Regions from separate parts of the Mus musculus genome. Here region 1 is linked to region 2. A link is a loop called in an ENCODE intact Hi-C map of the cell type or tissue named here. Cell type or tissue: left cerebral cortex. All regions are shown on one strand. Links, peaks and the distances in the headings refer to the core of each region. The heading gives the core; the rest is flanking DNA. Region 1 holds the start of Gm51714 (a long non-coding RNA gene). Region 2 has its middle 7.5 kb from the start of Leo1.

Region 1 (11,109 bases), core at 1,008-9,007, 380 kb before region 2:
ACTGTAGTGTCTCCTTACACTGAGGTATTAAGCCTCCACAGGACCAAGGGCCTCCCCTCCCATTGATGACAGATAAGGCCATCCTCTGCTACATACGCAGCTGGAGCCATGGGTCCCTCTGTTTATACTCTGTGGTTGGTGGTTTAGTCCCTGGGAGCTGTGGGTGGTCAGGTTGGTTGATATTGTTGTTCTTCCTATGAGATTGCAAGCCCCTTCAGCTCCTTCAGTCCTTTCTCTAGCTCTTCTGCTGGGGTCCCTGAATGCTCAGCTTTTAACGTGGTCTAATTTTGTAGCCCTGGCTGGCCTAGAAAGTGCTAGGATGCCTAAGCTGTCCTCAAACTTGCAATCTTGCCTGGACTGCTTGGCTCTTCCCTTTGTTTTGTTGCTCTACTACTTTGTCTTCACTAATTTCTCCTTTTTAGTTCCTTTCAACTAGTTTCTTTGCTTATTGTCCTTCCCCGCCTGCTGCTGTGGATTAAACTCAGGTCTTCCTGCTTGCCATGCTACTGGTCTACCACTAAGTTAAGTCTGTAGACATATACAACATACACAGTCTTTGTGAGAGTTCCTTTCGTTTTGAGGCAGAGTATCACTGCTCAGGCTGGCCCAGAACTCACCCGCTGACTCACACACACAATTAACACACACTCTCTCTCTCTCTTTCTCTCTCTCTCACTCACTCATTCACTCTAAAATATCTTATCTGGGACTGGTGAGATGGCTTGGAGTGTTAAGGTTCTTGCCTCCAAGCCTGACAACTTGAGTTTGATCTCCAGATCCCACATGGTGGAAAGAGAACAGACTCCTACAGGTTATATCCTCTGACTACCACACGTTATTGTGACATGCACATGCCTCCACACTCACATACATAAATAAATGTAAAAACAGTTACTTGGATCTATCTATCTCTATCTAGATCTAGATATGAAATCAAGTACTTCAGTTACTTGTAAGGTAAAATGCTCTCTGCTTTGGGGAAGGTCTCAGTAAGCTTACCCAGGCTCACCCTCTCAAGTCATCTCTGGCTCCGAGACCAGAACTAGATGTATCTGCAACCACACCCAAGTAATGATGTCTACCTGGTACATAAATGTGCTGGTTTCAGCCTCTTTTCTTCTTGCCTAACAGGTTGTTAGCTGCTCACATGGATTAATATGGGAGAGACCAGAGTTTCTAGGATCTGCCTAAATTCAGACAGAAATTATTCTTTGTAGCAGCAGAGTCCACAGTAACCACCTTCTCTGTCCCTGACACTGCTCATAGTTGAATTAGCAGAAATTATCACTGAAACCTTGCTGACATGCCAATCATCTCCAAGGTGGAGATTCCAAAGCCCAGGCTTTCACTCCTTAGGTTAGTGCAGATTCTATGTAAACAGCCCTATTCCTGAGTGGGCTTCTAATGCTGGTTAGGTTTTCTTCAAGGACAAAATAGTAGTGATTTTCTTCAAACCCTATTGTAGTTCTAGGACCTACCTGCAAGGATCAGGCATCTGTGTGCAGGTTATATAGGGCACAGGCTTGTGCCTTATCATTATTGGAGACTAGTAAATAGCAATTGCTATCCCATGCCCACCATGGGAACTACAGAGAGCAAGGCCTCTGTATTTCCTTTTGTTTTGTTTGTCTTTTTGAGACAGTTTCTTTGTGTAGCTCTAGCTGTTCTGGAACTCTTCTTCTGTAGACCAGGCTGGCCTCCAACTCAGAAATCCACTTGCTTCTCTGCTATGATAAAGGCCTGTGCCACTTCCACCTACCTGGCTTGCTTCTGTATTTCTAATTATACTTTTGTCTAGGATCTATGTTTCTCATTATTGATAACAGTTGCACTAGCTCTTTTATTTGGTTAGGTCTTACCTAGTATGTTATCTCCCCTGGGTTATTTTCTGCCTATGTCACTTACTTTTAAATTTTACTCAGTAAGTAGTAGTTTTTTTTTTTTTTTAAATCCAGCTATGACTTTATATCTGTTGATTTATTTGCTTATTTTGGCCTTTTGAGCAGGTTGTCCTGGAACATGTTCCACTAACCAAGCTTGTGAACTTTCAGCAATCCTTTTGGCTCTGTCTCTTGAACACTGGGATTACAAGCATGACTTATCTCTCCTAGCTTCCAGACACAGATGTAAATGGACAGGCCATCTTGTGATCATTAACACTTTAGGATTTTTTTTTCTTCTATCTCACCTTTGCTTTTTTTTTTATTGCATTATGTTTGTATTCTGTCCCTTTGTTATTGTATATGCGAGCATGCATGTTGTATCTATCTAGTCCCATTATTGTTTCATTAATGTCCCCTGTTGATTTTCTTTCTCTACTATTAAACTACCAATTTGGAAGTTTTATGCTTTATTTTTGTTTAGTTAGTCCCCTTTAAAATCTCCTTATATCCTGGTTGGTGGTGGCACATGCCTTTAAAGCACTTGGAAGGCAGAGGCAGGCTTATCTCTGTGAATTTAAGGCCAGCCTGGTCTATAGATGGAGTTTCAGGACAGCCAGGGCTACACAAAATGACTGTCTGGAAAAAAAAAAAGAAAGAAAGAAAGAAAGAAAGAAAGAAAGAAAGAAAGAAAACTTTATTATGCATCTTTATCAAACTGTTAATTGAATATGATGACTTCTGTATTAATTTCTTTTCTCATGGCTCTGACTCAGTAGCAGAAGAAAGTAACTTAGAGCAAGGGTTTATCTTTGCTCTGAGGTTGAAGATGCAGTCCACATGAACCAATGCACTTAGAGCCAGGAAGCAGAGATGAACTTTGGTGTTCACCCTTCCTCCTTTTCCTTATCCCCAATATTTAGTGTAAGTGCATGTGTGTGTGCTGTGTGTTAAGTGTACATGTGAAGGCCAGAGGAGGGCATCACACACAGCCCCTGGAACTGGAGTGACAAGTGCTCGTGCAGCACCTGCCTTATTACTTGGGTGTCAGGATCCAAATTCCAGTCTTCACAACTGCACAGTTTCGCTTAGACCACTGAGCAATCTCTTTAGTCTACTTCCCTTTTTAAAACACACAGTCTAGGACCCCAGCCTATGAAATGATATTGACAACATCTAGGGTAGATCTTGCCTCCTAGTTAATCCATCCACAAGCTATCTTATAGATGTGCCTAGAGAGTCTGTGACTGTCAAGTTTGACAGTCAGAATAAGCCATCATGGCTGTTCCAAATTACAAACATGTACATTTAAAAAATACTATTCTATTATGTATTTTTCTTTTTGTCTGATTTTGTTTTTGCAGCACTTGGAATTGAACCTGTTGCCCTGCCCTTTCTTGGCAGTGCTCCATACTAAGCTACACCCCAGCCCTTTATTGTTGCCTGCCCTCTCTCCCTCTCAAATGATAAAATTGTGTGCTCTCTGACACTGGCTACATCCCAGGCCTTGTTTTTACCCCTTTGCAAAAGACATCCGGGGTGTAATATTTAATTTATGAATATGTATCCTATTTTTTGTTTGTTTGCTTTATATTTCCTTCTCTTTATCTCAAGCCTTCCCCCCACCCCTTCTTCACAGTTTGTTTTCATCCTTAGCTACAATAAATGTTCGGGAATATCTTTAATGTGTAAGAACCTGTATCCTTAGCAATTCTGTGTCCTCTAACATGTTTTAGCATAACCACAAGTATAAATTATTTCACTTGATTTTTGTTAAGCATTATATGAGGAAGACAAAAACAAAAGCTACATGTTTCAAACAGAAAGGAAATGTTTTGAGGTGCTAGGTTACAAATTCTTGAAAGAGTTGGAAGAACAGAAGGGGAAAAAAAAGAAATGTTTTTAGAGACAGGGATTGAAGAATGTCTCTGACTTAGGAATGAGTCCTGTTTGGAGCCTGCCATCTTCTATCCAACTGCCATGTGGCTTCTACAGGAGCCCTGATTGTCTGTGGATACCCCACTGTAGGAACTCACAAGGGCCTACTGCTCTGTAACAGTGTGATCAAGAGAAGAATGCTTCTTTTCTTCCACACTTGTTCATCTGCTGTGGCTATCATTGGCTACCTAATAGTAATGCGGTTTGGGAAATGTAGTTTTAGCCTTCTGTTTATACTGTTTGAGGAAGTACGTAGGGAAGAGCAAGAGTGGCTGAATGCCAGCACCACAGTGCCCCCACCCCATGAGTGTGTCTTTATAAGCAAATCTATAGCTGTGGTAGAATGTTAGTGAATGTCCAGCAATTCGGACTTTCTTAATGTAAGGTCCTGCATCTGCACTAGGTTAAGAATGTTTTTGTATAGTTCATGAGATGTATTGTGGAAGTCTTGATAGTGCTTAACTACATTTTAAAGTGTAGCTTAGGCCAGTCTTTTCCTAACTTTCTTTTCACTTGTTGGATACAGACCAAAGTTTGAAAACATCTAAGATTGTACTGGCAGGAGGACTTATTAATTATGTTGTATATTGACAAGAAAGTTGAAGAATTGGAGTCCCTTTTTTCTTCCCCCATCCTTCACTCTCCGTCTTACCTCTCTCCTCTCACTACCCCCTCCTTGATTAGTCTCAAACTCTCGAGCTCTCAGGTTCAAGTAGATATCATAAATGTGTTTGGTTTTCTCATGAGAAAGTGCTTCTCTGTACACGTGGCTCCTGGAATCACTCTGTAGATCAGCCTGGCCTCATTTTTCTCTTGTGTGAGCATGAATGGGTGCATGTGTGCTCCAGCATACTTGAGAAGGTCAGGAGACTCAGTTCTCACCATCTACCATTAGTGTCAGAGATGAAACTCAGCTTGTCATATTTATGTCGCAAGCTCCTTCACCTGCTGCTGCATAATCGTTCTGGCCCAAGAAAATCTGGTTCTGGCCAAAAGGTTTGAAAGTGCTGGGACTAAAGGCCAACAGTTGATGGTGACACCTTTTCAATAAGCATTATCTAAAATGGGCAAACTAGAAAGGGAAACCTACAAGTAGGGTCTTTAATCCAGATTTGCTTTGACACTGCAGCTCTGAGAATGCCAGTGGGTGGCAGTAGATCTGTGTTGTGAAGGCTGAACCTGCCACTAGATGTCGCTAAGATTCTAGCACACCTTATTTTTGCATTGGTGTCTCCGGCTTTACATAAGTATATCTTCATATTCTGCTTGGTTAGGTTCCAATCTTAGGACAGAAATCATGTATAAAAATACATTTTGAAAAACTCCTTAAAGAACTTCCCCAGAATTCAGGAGGCAGATGAATTTCTGTGAGTTCAAGGCCAGGTCTTCATAGTGAGTTCCAGGTCAGCCAAAGCTACATAGTGAAACCGTGTCTCAAAGACAAACAACAACAAAACCAAAAAATCTTCTTTAAGAATGATAGTGCAGTTATTTTTCTGTGTAGACTTGAGCATATGACTATCAGCTGAGTGCCAGCTGAGGTGGTGGACTTGTGAAGGCTTAGCTTTTAACTGTGAGAATGATAGCAGCATATTGACATGTTCACACAGTGAACAATATCCAGGATATATATTGTGCACCTCACACTTAAACTTCTGGACATACCATTCTTGAATGTAAGGGCTGGAAAATCATTATTTAAAGTCTTATTGTGCTGAATACACAGGTAAATTTTGTATGGAGTACAGGTGTGAATCGCCACAGTAAGAGATTAGAAGATGAAGCTGCAGCCTAGAAAGGGAAAATACGGAAGCAGAATAGGTTAGGAATATGGAAAGGGATTTGACAACAGAAGGTATCTGCCATTAGCACTTTTTCCTACAAAATCCTCTTAAGACATAAAGTGGGGTATAAGGGAGTTGTTGAGGGTCAAGTGTTGATAATACATAAAGTGAATAAAAAATATATATACACACACACATACATATATATATAAAATTTTGAGGAAAGTACAAAAAAGACAGGGCAAAAATCTTCTAGATGAATTATTTACTTGCTATATAAGAACAGTTGGTTTGATATTTATAGATTTAACATTTCTGCTATTTTACTTCATAAATAACCTCAGAGACTCAAAATGTGCCAAAGTGTGATTTTGCCAGTTCAGAGAAATGAGTCTAATAGCTAAAAGTATCCTGGCCAGCTGGCCATCCTCCCGTCAAAGGAGACCTGTGATTTTATTGATCCATTGTTCTTGTTATGATATGATAAATTCTTTCCTGTAAAATAGCATTTTGAAGAATATATACTCAAACAAGATAGGTGTTTGAGAAAATATTTTCAAGATAGTAAGAAGACCAGCGGCATAAACGAGTGATAGAACATTAACTAGCGTACATGGGCCCCCAAGTTGCACTGGGGTGGAGGGGGTACATTTAATGACGACCTTTCCAAAAAACAGCCTCCAAAACCTAAAAGTATGTGGGGTTTTTTTGTTTTTTGTTTTTTTGACATGAACAGAATTTCCCCTTTTGTTGGTAGAAACAGGAACTTTCTCACTTGAGGCCAGCCTTGAACTTGCTATAGTCTTCCTGCCTCAGATTCCTGGGTGCTGTAATTACAGGGATGAACTCTCACACACAGCCAGATGTGAGGATTGATGAAAAAAAAATACCATTATCGATATCAAGGTCTTCTAAATTGATTTACTTAGGGAAAATATGCTAGTATTTGGGCTGTTGTTAATGTCTAGTAAAGAGTCTAAGGAGTTTAAAATCATACGTGATTTTAAATAAGGAAATCACAACGAACTTTTAGATTTTTGATAGTATTAGGAAAATTCTCTAAATATAGACAAAGAGCTGAAGAGTTCCATAGAAGGTGACTAATTTTGAATGTATTATACATGACTGGAAAGTAACTGCAAGCAAGACTTGAGAGCTGAGCTATCTCGGTATTTTTATCCAGTGTGTGGGGTGTTATACATGCATCACAGCTATAATAGAGCTATCACATGGGACATTCGAGAAAAAAGATAGAGGCGTTTGAAAGGTTCCTGGGCTTGATTTCTTAAAGGCTGTATTGCTTGGAGTTCAACAAGAAAGCCAGAGACTAGATATTAAAAGGTGAATTATTTTCAAAATTCAGTTGTAACAGAAATAATTTACTTGAAATTATTTCAGGAAATGGAAGATAAAGTAACTAGTCCAGAGAAAGCTGAAGAAGCAAAGTTAAAGGCAAGGTATCCTCACTTGGGACAAAAGCCTGGAGGGTCTGATTTTTTAAGGAAAAGATTGCAGAAAGGGGTAAGTTGCTGAGTGCTATCTTCACATGTTTTCCCTGTGAGCTCAGTGTGCTGACAAGCTGAGTTGAATGTCTGTGTCTTTATTCCTGTATTTCCAGGTGCATGTATCTCTGTCAATATTTCACATGGTTCATGTATGAAATGAATATGTATGAAAAGAAGCGATTACAATGTTTTAAATTAAACTGTAAAGTATTTCAAGTATGTACCATAGTATGGGTGATAATGTCAAAGAATTCTTACTTTGTCATCTTTGTAAAAACGTAAATGTAGGTATAACTCAAACCCACCCTGTATTTTCTATGTGGCCCCTTTCCCTCTTCTTTTCAAAAAGAAACACTGTCCAGAAACGGATATTTACCCCACCATCCTTATTAAAGCTTGCCTGTTTGAAAGCAAGTCTAATACAACATTCAGAGGCTTACGGTCCTTTGTATTTGGATGAAATGATCTCTTGTAAAATCATTTCATTTGCTTCATAGTTCCTTTAATAATTTTAGTAGTTCAAATTACTGAAAGCATTTTTCCCAGAGTCTTGTCTGCCTTTTTGAGGTAGAAGTCATTATTTCTTAGCATGGGAATATTAGTGCTACTTGTTTTTTAAATTTCCTCTCCTTCTGCTTGAAAAAATTAGAAATTTAGAATTAAAGCATATTTGAATTCTTTCTCATATCAGGATCAGAGAAATGATGGAGTATATGTGAAAGATAACTACATACTATATAAGATGCTAAGTACCTTAAATGTATTAGTATCTGCTATTTATATAAGAAACAAGTCTGTGGGTGTGCACTATAGTTACATATGTACTCCAAAACAGTGATTTTTAAAAGTATCAACAAATAATGTGGTTTAGTTTAAACATTAAAAAAATGAAAGGCTTATATCTTTCAAATAATAAAGAAAATAATATTAAATATAGAAAAATGCAGAAATTCTGTACTCTGAAACAGATTCAGAGTATTAATTGTATGGAAATTATTCCAAAACTTAAAAACATTAGCATAGCTCTAAATAAAGAAATTTTACAAGAACTACAACTGTTAGGACAGAAAGTGTTTACATCCAAGGTAGTAATCAGTAAAATTTAAATTTCATCATACTAAATTCAACCACAGTGGGAAAATATTTAGAGTAATTCCTACTGGTAAGCATGAAATTGTGTGTAACTAATGTATTACTTTTTTTTTGTAAACATTAAAATTACTCTTTATTTTTGAAAGGTTCATGGAAGATTATATATGAGATTCATGGAAGTATTTTCATTATTTGACTAATTTCTTATAAATTAATGTGAACTATAATTCAGTATGAGGGGGAAAAATCTTCAAATTTAAAGCTTTTTTTCTCTTAAAGCTTTTACTATAATTAGAAGCCACATCAATGTTCAGCATCAAAGAAATAGTTAATAAGTTATTCCACAAGTAGACTATGTGGTTCTCTAAAAACATAATTAGTAAATACCATGTAAGCAAGAGACATGAAGGTGAGAACTCCGTTCATCAGGAGTCTAGGTTTAGTGTAGAATGTGCATAGACTGTCTCCTTATGCAACTGTACCTTTAGGCATATTTTCAGCTATGACATAATCATGTTTGATCCTGAGCATCAGATTCATGTCTCACTTGACTGATTATTATTAGTATTTAGGAGAAGGTTTCTTCACAGCAGAATTAATATATCTTAAAGTTGGTATCATACATGAAAATAATTGGAAATGAAGAAAATGACATTTGAATCAAATAATTATATAAAAGTTGCAGTGTCAATATTTGAACGAATCTGTAATTTCCCAAACTATCAGTGATTAAGCTTTTATTGTTGTTCTAGAATTTTTTTGAAGTCTGAATCACCAGGTTCTAGGTTTCAATTTTCCTTTGTCATAATAGTTAACAAGCTAAGAAACATAGTTTTTGCATTGTTTGAGAGGATTGGATCATATTCAATTACTACATTAGGTCATTTTCTGTATTGTACCCATTGATATTATAAAATTAATGTTATAATATTCTCACTGGACTTTTAACAATAAGACCATACTCATGGTGAGTTTATAGCCCATCAGAGTCAAAAAGGATTTTAACAGTCTAGCCTGTGAATTTCTGTATTTGTGGTTTGTCAAGTACCAAGACTGAGGACCCAGTTCTAATAAACATGACTTTAAAGTTTGTCATGTTAGGTGACCACATATATAAAATCAATGCTGCTCAGTTAATGGGAAGTCGGGTGGGGCGCTTATGTAATGCCAGCACTCGGGATGAAAACACAGGAGGTTCAGGAATTCAGTCACCCACCCCTGCTCCATAGCAAGTTAGAGTTTGAAGCTAGCTTGACATTGTCTCAAATAAATGAATAAATAAATATATGTGAAGAGGCTTTTGTAAGATGGCCTTCTACGTGCTCTAAAGTATGTCTTAGGTTTTAGGGTGTTTTGCTAAGAAAGGATCTCACTATAGCCCCTACTGCCTGGGGCTCACTGTGCAGCCCAGCTGGCCTTAGACTTGCATTGTATGCCTGCTGCGTACAGAGACTCCAAATGTGAACAGTATAGGGAGGAATTAGTGTATATGGCCACGTTTACATTTTTTTTTTTTTGATGAATTGATGAAGTTTAGAAGTTTTTAGACAGCTAATACCACTGCTAGGCTGTGTCCGTTGGATCCTAACCTGAGAAACAGCAGTCTCCTTCCCCGCACCGCCTGTCAGGGTCTGCTCTGCTGAGTTCTGTTTAAACTCCAGCCACAGTAAAATGTAAATCATTTTTCTCTTCAGAAAGTCTCAGTATGCAATTAAATGAGATCATTTTATGATTAACGTTTTCTTAGTATAAAATAGCGTCTAGTTAGAAACTGAGTTTATTAAATTGGAGGAAATCCCACAGTGGTTAGGCCTGCGAGATGACAGAGGGTAAAGGTTCTTGCTTCCAAGCTTGACAACCTTAGTCCAGTCTCCGGGACTCAAGAGGTGGAAGGAGCAAACCAACTTCTGAAAGATGCCCTCTGACCTCCACACATGCTCTCTGGCATACATACCCATTATATAAGGAGATGTAAAATAAATACATACATACATACATACATATAAAATGTATATCATGTGTCTATTATATGTGTGTGTGTGTGTGTGTATACACACACACACACACACACACACATATTATCAATCTTTTTTAAATTTGCACTATTAAATTTCTTACTTTCTACATACATTAAGTAACACAAGTAAGAAATTTGTCAGGGTGCTTTGTTGTGTGCAGATGTCAACCAGTAAAAAAGAAGTAGTGCACAAGACGGGGAGGGTCTTGTGTCAGTCCTGAATATCTCCATTTCCTGAGTGCTGGGATTCCAGGTGTGCCACATGTACTCAGATATAAGCAGCTTCTTGATTCTGGGGGCATCAAAATTCCCATTTTAAAAGATCAATCAGAAATGATACTGCAGCAACCTCAGAAGTACCTGGCCCACATTTTATTGTTACTACGTCATATGAAGCTTATACAGTGCTATCTGAAAGTTTCCAATCATAGACCCGTAGGCCAGATCTGGCTTATCAAAGAATAATTAGGGGGAGCCAGCCAGTGAGCCCTCCCTAGACCATCCACGGCACTAAGCTGAGTCCCAGCTGCTTCATTTTACCAAAGTCTGAGAAATCTTTTCTGTGCATTATTCATCTGTGCTATCATTTCATCACAGCATTATTTCCTTTTGCCAAACTCAGACTTTAATGACCACAGCATCTGGTTTTAAAAGTTGTTATAACAATTGACTTACTTGATCATTTTTATCTTTTGCTAGCTCTTGATACATTAGTTTACATACAGTAGATATTCAATAAAAATCAGCTAAACATGATGAATATAAGGCAGAACTCAAGCAAATGCATTTGGTTTTGCTTGTAGACTATCCTGAGGTTACTCTTAAACTGTCATCACAGGCTGGCTGGCTTGCTTTATTTATTTATTTATTTATTTATTTATTTATTTATTTAT
Region 2 (11,109 bases), core at 1,644-9,643:
TGCTCTCCTGTTTCCCTGCTAGAATGTTTGCTAATCTTTCTAGATTATATTTGTGTGCATGTGTGTACATATGAGCCTGTGCTCATGTGTCCTGGGGACCAAACTCAGGTCCCTGTGCTCGTTGCAGCACTTACTGACCCCTCTCCCTGGAACCCCAACTGCCTCCGAACTTCTTAGATTTTTGAATTGTATGTATTTATTTACTTGGGCGGCAGGGGAGGTTGTGTATCATCGAGTAGGTGTGGAAGTCAGAGGCTAACTTCAGGAGTTAGTTTTCTTCTTTTGCCATATGGATCTGAAGATCAAAATTAGTCAGGCTTGGCAGCAAACTCATTTACACACACACACACACATACACACACACACACACACACACACACCAAGCTATCTCTGTTCATAAATTTATACCATCCCTCCCCCCTCTGCCGCCGTGGGCAGATATTTCAAATGTCCTAAAGGTATACAGGCCCAGGATCACTTTTCCTGGTGCACACCCCAAGCTATCTGTACCTTGTTCATTCAGATTCTTCTCTCAGGCTGCATCCCTAAAGGCAACCAACACAACATCCAAAGCCTTGCCAGTCTTCCAACTCTGGACCCTGGCATCTATGTCATATGTCTTTTTCTGTCTTATATTCTAACCACAGCTGTGGTTTCAATAGGACTGCCCCCCTTAGACTCATGTGTTTGAATGCTTGGTCTATAGGGAGTGGCACTACTACTCCTACTAGGAGGTATGACATTGTTGGAGTAGGTGTGGCTATGTTGGAGGAAGTGTGTCACTAAGGGGGAGCTTTGAGGTGCTCAAGCCATGCCCGGTGACACAGTCTTTGCCTGTTGCTTGTGGATACAGATGTAGAACTCTCAGCTATCTCTCCAGCACCATGCCTTCCTGTGTGCCACCATGCTTCCCACCATGATGATAATGGACTAAACCTGTGGACTGCAAGTCAGCCCCAATGAAATGTTTTCATGTATAAGAGTTGCCGAGATCCTGGTGTCTCTTCACAGCAATAGAAACCATAACTAAGATAACCACTCATAAGAAACAATAAGCTCCTTCCTGGAGACAGGCAGTAGGTCTTTCTCATGGCCTAACTCCCTGGAGGCCTTGTACATAGTAGAGGTAGACATATTTGTTACACTGTGTCTTAGAGTTTCACTGTTGTGAAGAGACACCATGACCAAGGCAACTCTTATAAAAGAAAACATTTCATTGGGGCTGGCTTACAGCTTCAGAGGTTTAGTCCATTATCATGACAGGAAGCATGGCAGTGTGCAGGCAGGCATGGTGCTGGAGAAGGAGTTGAGAGTTCCACATCTTAATCCTCAGGGAGCAGAAGGAGACTCTGTCACTGGGCGTAACTTGAGCTTATAAAAGACCTCAAAGCCCACTTCCACAGTGGCACACTTCCTTCAATAAGACCACACCTACCCTAACAAGGCCACACCTCCTACTAGTGCCACTCCCTATGAGCCAAGCATTCAAACACAGGTGTCAATGGGGCCATACCTATTCAAAGCACTACAAAGTGGAACATCAAAAAAGTTTGTTTTTTTTTTTTTTTCTTTCTCTGAGACAGGGTCTCACTTTCAGGCTATCCTGGCACTATGTAGATCAGGCTGGTCTTGAACTCACAGAGATATGTTTGCCTCTGCCACCTTAGCGCTGGGATTAAAGACATAAGCTAACATACTTGGCCAAGTCTATATACATTTCGTACTGGCCCACTTCTTGTAGCCAGCATAAGACCTCAATTTTTTTTTTTTTTAAAGATTTCTTTATTTATTATGTGAGTACACTGTTGCTGTCTAGAGACACACCAGAAGAGGGCATCAGAACTCATTACAGATGGTTGTGAGCCACCATGTAGTTGCTGGGATTTGAACTCATGACCTTTGGAAGAGTAGTCAATGCTCTTAACAGCTGAGCTATTTCTCCAGCCCCTTAATTTTCTACCTTAGGGAAGATAAAGATACTTATTTCCCTCATCTAAAGGGCAAGAAAGTTACAATGTTTGCCTTCCTCTCCCAGGATGCAGTGCTCTGTGTTAGTATACCAAGAGCTAAAACCCATCCACACTGCAAATCCAGACTTGCCCATGTAAGTCCACATTTTTATCTTGCCCAATGGTGTTCCATTCTAGCCTTTTAAAGTTATGAAATATTGACATATTTTTTTCATTTCCCCCAGAATATATTATTCGTTACTTTCCTATTGCATAAAATCCTATTTTCATCTGCAGAGACATGGCCCCAATTCCTCACTCCTGGTAGGAATTATATAAGGACAGCAGGAGAGTGGCTGCTTCCTTTGTGCTGGTCTTAGCCTGGAATCTCATAATCTGTTGCAAAGCAGGGCGTTATGGAAAACCTGGCTAGGCCGCTGTGGCACACACTCTCTCCATTTAACCATTTAAAGCAAGAAGACTCACGTGGTTATAAACCCCAGTGCTTATTCCCCAACAGTGTCTTCTAATGCTTGAACTTTCTTGCCACTCTTGGGGTGATGGGGTACCATGGATCTGCAGAGCGAGACTTCACCAAGTTCCACTTTGAGTGTGTGACGTCTCTCAGTGCCATCTGCTACTGATCGTGCTGGGTTCCACAGCTGAGAATATAGTCTTCTGGTATTTTCCTCATGCCCAATCACACTGCTTTAAACGTCTGTTTGTCCCAACTGACCTAGCCATGAAGTTATTAGAATCAGCTGTTTTAGGAATTTTAATCTTTACATAGAAGAGAGAGAGGGGGCTGGAGAGCAAGCCAAGACTTTCCTGCGATTCAGAGAAAGGCTCCATGCCAAGGTTCTTACCCTCGTGATCTGTGGATGTGACCTACATAGCGAGAAAAGACACTGCAGAAGTGGCTAAGAGTTTTGAGGTGGGCCGTGGATACAGTGGCATATACCCTTAGGAGACGGAGGCAGAGGGAGGTTTGATACACTGACGAGGCAAAGGCAACGAGACCGCAGACAGAGCTATGCTACTGATGTGGCCAGGAGCCAGACATTGCTGACCTTATCAGGAGCCCAACACAAGGACCAGGTTCTCCTGAGCTCTGCTGGAAGGCAGGCGGCTCTTCTGTAGTCATTTTCCACCAGGGAGACTGAGTTTTCAGCCTACATACTGTGAGTGGTCACATTTCCGCTGAATTCAGCCATCAAACTGTGGTCAGCCACAAGCAAATAAAACAGCAGCGTATTCCTGAAATGTTTCTATCTTTGCTGCGTTCTTTTTTGAGCCTATGTATTTTTAAAACCCCATCTTATCCTTTGCAATATGTTTTCTCTAAGAAGATAACTTTTCATGTTCTTTTCAATTTCCTTAGATGTTGGATTTCAAACTAATTTTTTTAAATGAACAATTTTGATTTTCTTTTTATTTTATTTATTTATTTATTATATGTAAGTACACTGTAGCTGTCTTCAGACACCCCAGAAGAAGGCATCAGATCTCATCACCGATGGTTGTGAACCACTATGTGGTTGCTGGGATTTGAACTTAGGACCTTTGGAAGGGCAGACGGTGCTTGTAACCGCTGAACCATCTCTCCAGCCCGGATTTCAAATTAATTTAGCAAACCTTTAGGAATTATCTATTGTGGCCCTGGAATGTTTAACAGACACAAAGCAAAACCAGACAGCCTCTCCTTAAGTTTTAATAATGCTTATACCCAGTGTATGATAAAACCCAAAGATAAGAGCCAAAGTCAGGACTGGCTGGGGCAATCAAGAAGGAAGGAAGAACCCTGAGGGGCCTGGGATTTTGGGGTGGGGTGGGGTAGGGGGTGGGGTGGGGTGGGGTGGGGTGGGATGGGGTGGGGTAGGGCCTTGAGTGAACAAGCAGACCTTGGTGGGAGACTCCAGAACAAAGAAAGAAGACTTCAGTATTCATCGTCTTTCCTGACCATCCCCTCTCCCCTCCATTTCAGTTCTTTCTGCATTGTACAAGTAGCCTAGATTCTTTTTGTCCAGTGCGATGGATCCAAGCTAGGGCCTCATGAATGCAGGCCAATTTTCAACCTCTGAGCTACACTGCTGGCTTCTTTTTCTTTGAGGCACAGTCTTGCTATGTCACCCAGGCTGTCCTCAAACCTGGAATTCTCCTGCCCTCCCCTCACCTCATGGATGGCTGGAGTCATAGGTGTGTACCGCCACGGCCCACAGGATGTCTCCTGAAACATTTCAGAAACAGAACAATTGCAACATAAGACGTCTCTGTAATCTCATATCCCAGAGGAAAGCTTTTCTGACAATTCAAAGTATATTCTTCAGGTCATCCTGCCCCCTCCACCACCACACACACCCATCCACCACACACACACAATAATATGTTCAGGTAATTGTTACAGGAACGAAAGCACGGTGCACACATATTCTTTCTCTGCTTGCTGTGAACAGAGAAGAAAGGGCATTTGAAGATAATTCATCTTTTGGCAGCACACACATACACACACACACACAGACTTCCCTAATCACATTCTGATCACATGTTTTAGAAAAATCACCCTTTCTAACCACATAATGGCCTGTGCTGAGAGAAGAGAATGGGGGTGGGGGTTGGGCGGGGAAGGGGGAGAAGAAGAGGGAGAAATTTGTTTTTTTTTTTTTTGTTTGTTTTGGGGTTTTGTTTTTGTTTTGTTTTAAACAATAATCAGAATAAACCTAGGGAAGACAAGGAGAAATAGCTGAGGCGTGAGAAGGGCGTTTACTGCGCTTGCAGAAGACCTGAATTCAGTTTTCAGAACCAACATCAGGCAACTTACAACCGCCTGTAACTCAGGCTCCATTGGATTGGCTGCCCTCTTCTGCATTCTGTGGGCACTGTACTCACATACTCAGGCACATACCTATACATACACATATGCACATGACTAAAAAAAAATAAAAGCTAGCTTCAGGGTCTGAGGGCATAGTTCAGTTACCATGTGACACGTGTATGGCACTGGGTTCAATCCACAACATGACAAAATTAACTAAAAACACCATGCGGTGGCTCATATCTGTTACCCCAGCACTCAGTGGATGAAGCTCTTCCAGAGGTCCTGAGTTCAATTCCCAGCAACCACAAGGTAGCTCACAACCATCTGTAATGGGATCCAATCCCCTCTTCTGGTCTGAAGACTTGCTTCTGTCTAGAAAAATAACTTGTAATGATTAACATAGTTGGGCTGGTGAGATGGCTCAGCAGATAAGAGCACTTGACTGCTCTTTTGAAGGTCCTGAGTTCAAATCTCAGCAACCACATGGTGGCTCACAAACACCTGTAATGAGATCTGACGCCCTCTTCTGGTGTATCTGAAGTAGCTACCGTGGACTTATTTATAATAATAAGTAAATCTTTGGGCCAGAGGGAGCAGGGACTGAGCGAGCAGAGTTGACCAGAGCAAGCAGGGTTGACTGGAGTGAGCAGAGGTCCTAAATACAATTCCCAACAACCACATGAAGGCTCACAACCATCTGTACAGCTACAGTGTACTCACATACATAAAATAAATAAATCTTTTTTTTTTAAAAAAAGAATAACATAGTTTCTAAAAGTCTTATGGGTTTGGCGGCATCATCTGTATTCTATTTTCCTTTGCTTAGTTTTTCTTGCCATTTTAAGTCTAAGATTATAATCTATTCCTCCACTAAGTAGTAGATAATGGTGTGTGCAGATGCAGCCTGTTCGGGAGAGAACCTTCCTTTGCTTGAGGCCCTGGTTTGATTCTCAGTATTCACACAATGCAGCAGCAAGACAAACTCCTATGTTCCCACATTTGAAAGCTGAGAATTTACCCACACATCAGTGTGAGTCATGATTAACTAAAATGTCACACCCGCTCAAGGTAAGGGACATCCCCAACTGTCATTTCCTGGTAAGTAAGGGAATAAATTACAGTCGAGGAAACAAAACCTTCAGTGGACTCTTTAGGGGAAGTGTCCCATTTTACATTTTCCTAAAACGGTAGCAGCTGTTCTTTAAAACTGAATCAACAGCCAGGTGTAGTGGTACTTGCCTGTAACCCCAGTTTTTTGGAGGTTGAGGCTGGAGGATCGTGAGACCCAGGTTAGCCAGGGCTCCCTAATGAGAGGGCTCTCTTAAAACAAAACAAAACCCACCAGGAAACCAACAATAAAACCAATAACTATCACCCTCTTGTGGCCTTTTGCCACATTACTGGTAAAGCCTTCAATGCTTTTGTAATTGAGGCCTGAAGCCAGTCTCCTCCCAGTGACGCCCATGAGAGAGGAAATATACAGGGCCAGCGGAGCAGGCACAGGAGTTCCCACCCTCTGCTGAGATGGCATTCTGTGTTTACGCAGGATTCTAAAATAACCAGTTAAATAAGGAAATACACCAGACAGATTTAATCTGGGCAGTGCCACTATAAGGAGACTGTTTCAGTTTTGTCTTTGGGCCAAGTCTATTTTATTATATTATATTATATTATCTATCTATCTATCTATCTATCTATTTTTGAGACAGGGTTTCTATGTGTAGCCCTGGCTGTCCTGGAGCTCTGTAGACCAGGCCAGCCCTTTTAACTCAGAGATCTGCCTGCCTCACCTCCTGAGTGAGAGAACTGTCTCAGGAGCTGGATAGGAGTATGCCTGGGCTACATGAAACTGCCTTTAAAAACAATCATGCTCGCCGGGTCGTTGTGGTGCACCACACCTTTAATCTCAGCACTCAGAGACATGATTTGTAATGCGGTTGCATGATGGGTGTGTGTGTGTGTCGGGGGTGCCTTAGCGGGTCCATGCTGGGCCATCTCCCCTGAGGTATCAGCCATATGACAGGTCTAGTATAAAATGAAGTTTATTTGGGACAAGGGAAGGGGGTGCGGGGAAGGGAGTAGAGGCAGAGAAAGAAAGGGGACAGAGAAGGACAAAAAGAGAGAGGAAAGAAAGAAGGGAAGAGGCTGGCCAGGAACACATGAGCGGAGAGGAGGGGAAGAGGGAGAGGAGAGAAGAGGAGAGGGAGAGAGGGAGAGGCCAAACAGTCCTTTTATAGAAAGCCAAGCTCCTACCTGGCTGTTGCTAGGTAACTGTTGGGCGGAGCCTAGAGGAAAAGCTAAGGGTCAGGAGGGATCTCTGAGTTTAAGGCCAGCCTGGTCTACAGAGCGAGTACCAAGACAACTAAGGCTACACACAGAAACCCTGTCTCCCTTCAACCTTCCCCAAAGCACATACGTTGCAAGGGAGTAGATTTTCCTGACTTTGACTTTCTCCCTCATGTTTTAGAAGTTGGGAAGTGTTCTCCCACTTTTGTCTCCATTTTGGGAGCCGGAGTGAGACAGGGTTTCTCTGTGTAGCCCTGGGCTGTCCTGGAGCTTGTTCTGTAAACCAGGCTAGCTTCGAACTCAGAGATCTGCCTCCTGAGTGCTGAGATTAAAGGCGTGCTCCACCAGTGTTCAAGACCAGCCTAGTCTACAGAGCCCACAGTCAGAGGGGTAAACACACACACACTTAACCACTGAGCCATCATCCCTCTAGTCCTCTCCCTGTCCTCCTTAACACCACGATTTCATTAGGCACTTTAAAGATGTCCTTTCCTCTCCTTTCCCCTATCTATTGTCCTCTGGTCTCTCCATCCGGGTACTGGGTATTCTTACAGCTGTCACTCTCCTCCCGTCGGGTCCCGCCTCCTCCGCGGGTTTCTGTCTTCTAAGTCCCCTCCCCTTGCTACTGAAGCAGCTGACCTCATCCTGCCTGCTGGCCGAGAGGTCTTTCCAGGACACAGTTCCCTGGTAACCCTCAACAGGCAGGAAGTAACTAAAGCCAGCCTCTTCCCAAGCCCCTTTGCGTCGGAGGGAAAGGCTCCTAACCAACAAAAGAGCCACCTTAATTTCTCTCCTAAGAAACGCTTTCTGATTTAATAACGTTCTTCTGTTTGATGTGGTTTGTTTTTCCTCTTTTTCTCCACATAAATACACATTTTCATAGGAAGTGTACCCAGACACTTTCCACATTCATCTTTTCTTGTCTAAACTCTCATTTACATCGGAAATTTACCAGGGCTTTGAAGTAGACAATAGAACCTCCTAAAAACCCAGTTGATACATGGCAGTGGGGGAAAAAAAATGAGGGTTAAGGACAGAATAGTTGTCATTATTTTGAGAAAAAAAGCTTAAACTTAATTTCGGGAAGTGTCTGTTTCTAAATACCCAGAAAACTCTTCTATATGGAAACTAGCTTCATATCCAAATACGTTTTATGGTACCAAGTGTGTACACACACACACACACACACACACACACACACACACACACACACACACACACACGAGGCCTGGGGCGGGGAGAGGCAACTAATGTGACTTTCAGTTTATACTACATTATGCATTTCTGCTACAATTATAAAAACAATTGTCAGAATCCCCCTTGCCAAAAGTCAGTTTACTTTCTATTGTAACATTGACTCGAAGTGATTTGGGAAGGAAAGAGCCTATTTCACCTTCCAGTTTACATTCTATCTTGAAAAATCAGGGCAGAAACTCAAGGCAAGGACTGAAGGGGAACCACGGAGGAGTGCTGCTCCCGGGCTTGGCATATGACAGAACTACCTGCCCAGGTAGTATTACTTACTTACATTATTAAATCAGAAAGCGTTTCTTAGGAGAGAAATTAAGGTGGCTCTTTTGTTGGTTAGAAAAGGGGCTTGGGAAGGGGCTGGCTTTAGTTACTTCCTGCCTGTTGAGGGTTACCAGGGAGCTGTGTCCTGGAAAGACCTCGACCAGCAGACAGGATGAGGTCAGCTGCTGTAGTAGCAAGGGGAGGGGACTTAGAAGTAATACCACCTGCACAGGTGGTATTACTTACCACCCAAAATGCACTGGGCCCTCCCACATCAACCATTAATCGAGAAAATGCCCCCACAGCTTACCTACAGGCCAGTCTGATAGATGCATAGTTTTACTTGAGAGTGTGTCTTTCCAGATGACTCTAGCTTATGTCAAGTTGACAAACAAAACCCTAACCAGCTTGCCACATTAATAGGAAAAACACAACACAGTCTGTCCTACGAGATAAAAATAAAAATGCCCTTGCTTATTCTAATATATTCCCATTGTAGGAAAGTGTAGAAAACAGAACAAAAGAAAATCTCTGCACTCAGAACTAATTATGCACCACTGGCATTTGGTAACTTTTTAGTATTTCTAAATTTGACTTTAATTTTAGAAGATACTTTATACAAAACCCAGAAGGTATTTTTAAAAAGGCAGTAGTGGAGCAGGAGGGATGGCTTAGCAGTTATGAGCTAGTACTATATTGAAGATTTGAGGTTGGGTTCTAGCATCCATTTTAAGTGGTTCACAACTCCAGTTCCAGGGGATATGATGCCCTCTTCTGGCTTCTGCTGGTGGTACATGTAGAGATAAGCAGGGTGTGTGTGTGTGTGTGTGTGTGTGTGTGTGTGTGTGTGTGTGTGTGTACATAAAAATAATGAATCTTTTAAAAAAGTGAATGAATGATGGCATTTCTCCCCTGCCTATCCTACGGTTCCTCAGGTTTCTTTCTCAGGAAGGCAACCACCATTTCCTGCTTTTACTGATGGGCTGGGTGTCCTGGAGACAATGGGCCAATTTTGTGCTATATGGTGTTAGCATTCTGTCTAAACTCCACCCCACGGTTACCTGGCAACAGCCAGGTAGGCCTGACTCGCTATAAAAGGAGCTGCTTGTCCCCTCCTCCCTCTCTTGTTCTCTTGCTCTCTCTTGCTCTTCTCTTGCTCCTGTTTTGTCCCTTCCCCCTCCCTTCCCCGTTCCCTTCCCCCCTCCACGTGCTCATGGCTAGCCTCTACTCTATTTCTCCTCTCTCTCTCTCTCTCTGTCTCTACTACACTCTTAACTCTCCTCCCCATGCCCTGAATAAACTCTATGCTATACTATATCCTCATGTGGCTGGTCCCTCAGGGAGAAGGGATGCCTTGGCATGGGCCCGCTGAGACATCCCCTTCCCCCATACCTGACTACTTACTACCTGCCCCCCCCCCCATAGAACATATTTCTTCTCTCTTCATCTTTATATAACACATCACACAGAGGTTTGGGCTTTCCTTCTTTATTCTTTTGAGACAGGATCTCAAAATGCCATCTTAACTGTCTTGGAACTTGATCTGTAGACCAGGCTGTCCTTGAACTCACAGAGAGCCACCTGCCTCTGCCTGACAAGTGCTTGGTGTTTTTCGATACCATCTCTCTGTGTAGCCCCAGCTGTCCTGAAACTCACTCCATAGACCAGGCTGGCCTTGGACTCAGAGTTCTGCCTGCCTCTGCCTCACAAGTGCTTGGATTAAAGGCGCTCAGCTAACTTATTTCTTCCCATTTGCTCTCCTGAGAAGCCCAACATCATATTAAAAATTCAATGTGGATATGTATTTATTATGTTTTAAAAGTCAAACATCAAACCAGGTGAAGTGACTCTAATCCAGTCTTTTCACTTAAAGAGGTAGGAGGATCTTAGACGTTCAATAGGCTGGCTGGAGAGGTGGCTCAGCAGTTAAGAGCATTGACTGCTCTTCTGGAAGTCCTGAGTTCAAATCCCAGCAACCACATGGTGGCTCACAAACATCTGTAATGAGATCTGATGCCCCCTTCTGGTGTGTCTGAAGACAGTTACAGTGTACTTACATATAATAAATAAATCTTTAAAAAAAAAAAGTTCAATAGGCCAGCTTCAGCCACAAAAAGAATTTGAAGCCAGTCTGGGCTACATGAGATCCTGTCTCTAAAGTGAAATAAAATAAGTTAAATGTGAAACACTTATGGTCCCAGCACTCAGAGCCATTTCTGAAACCCCACACCCCTAACACAAATCTAAAACTGCTGATGAATTTTAAGTGATTATTTACATTATGGCCAAGCAGATCATATTGGGTAGGCTATCAACAGCCACAGTCTATTTCCTCCCATTTTTCACACATAAAAAACAGTAATATAGTAGAATATATCTTCTAGCAGTGGTTCTCAACCTCCCTAATGCTTTGACCCTCTAATATAGTTCCTCATGTGTGGTGGCCCCCAACCATAAAATTATTTTGGTTGCTACTTCATAACTTTTTCTTGCTACTATTGTGACTCATAAATATTTTTGGAGAGAAAGATTTGTCAAGGAAGTTGC

What was found. Hi-C counts contacts between places; a loop is a spot of excess contacts. Peaks named below come from ENCODE experiments on the same cell type or tissue, not always from the same donor. Only the 100,000 strongest peaks of a DNase experiment are listed, where the experiment ranks them.
Region 1: it touches region 2 in a loop (3.0-fold over the local background); 6 of 42 quality-filtered maps call a loop at or near these places.

Annotation. Positions count from the first base shown.
Region 1 is chr9:75,045,233-75,056,341 of GRCm38, forward strand. It overlaps Arpp19 (cAMP-regulated phosphoprotein 19), which reads left to right. Exons shown (of 3, transcript NM_021548.4): 2 at 7,001-7,123. It overlaps Gm51714 (a long non-coding RNA gene), which reads right to left and starts at 5,838. Exons shown (of 2, transcript XR_003948357.1): 1 at 1-5,838. In left cerebral cortex, for the core only: a CTCF peak has its summit at 4,991 (motif pointing right); DNase peaks (open chromatin) are centred at 5,001, 6,815 and 8,640; H3K4me3 peaks cover 3,440 bases; H3K27ac peaks cover 4,332 bases.
Region 2 is chr9:75,428,445-75,439,553 of GRCm38, forward strand. No RefSeq gene overlaps it. Among named protein-coding and RNA genes, the nearest start is that of Leo1, 7.5 kb to the right of the region's middle. In left cerebral cortex, for the core only: CTCF peaks have their summits at 5,336 (motif pointing left), 6,153 (motif pointing left) and 9,326 (motif pointing left); DNase peaks (open chromatin) are centred at 2,334, 2,544, 3,073, 5,811 and 3 more places; H3K27ac peaks cover 1,559 bases.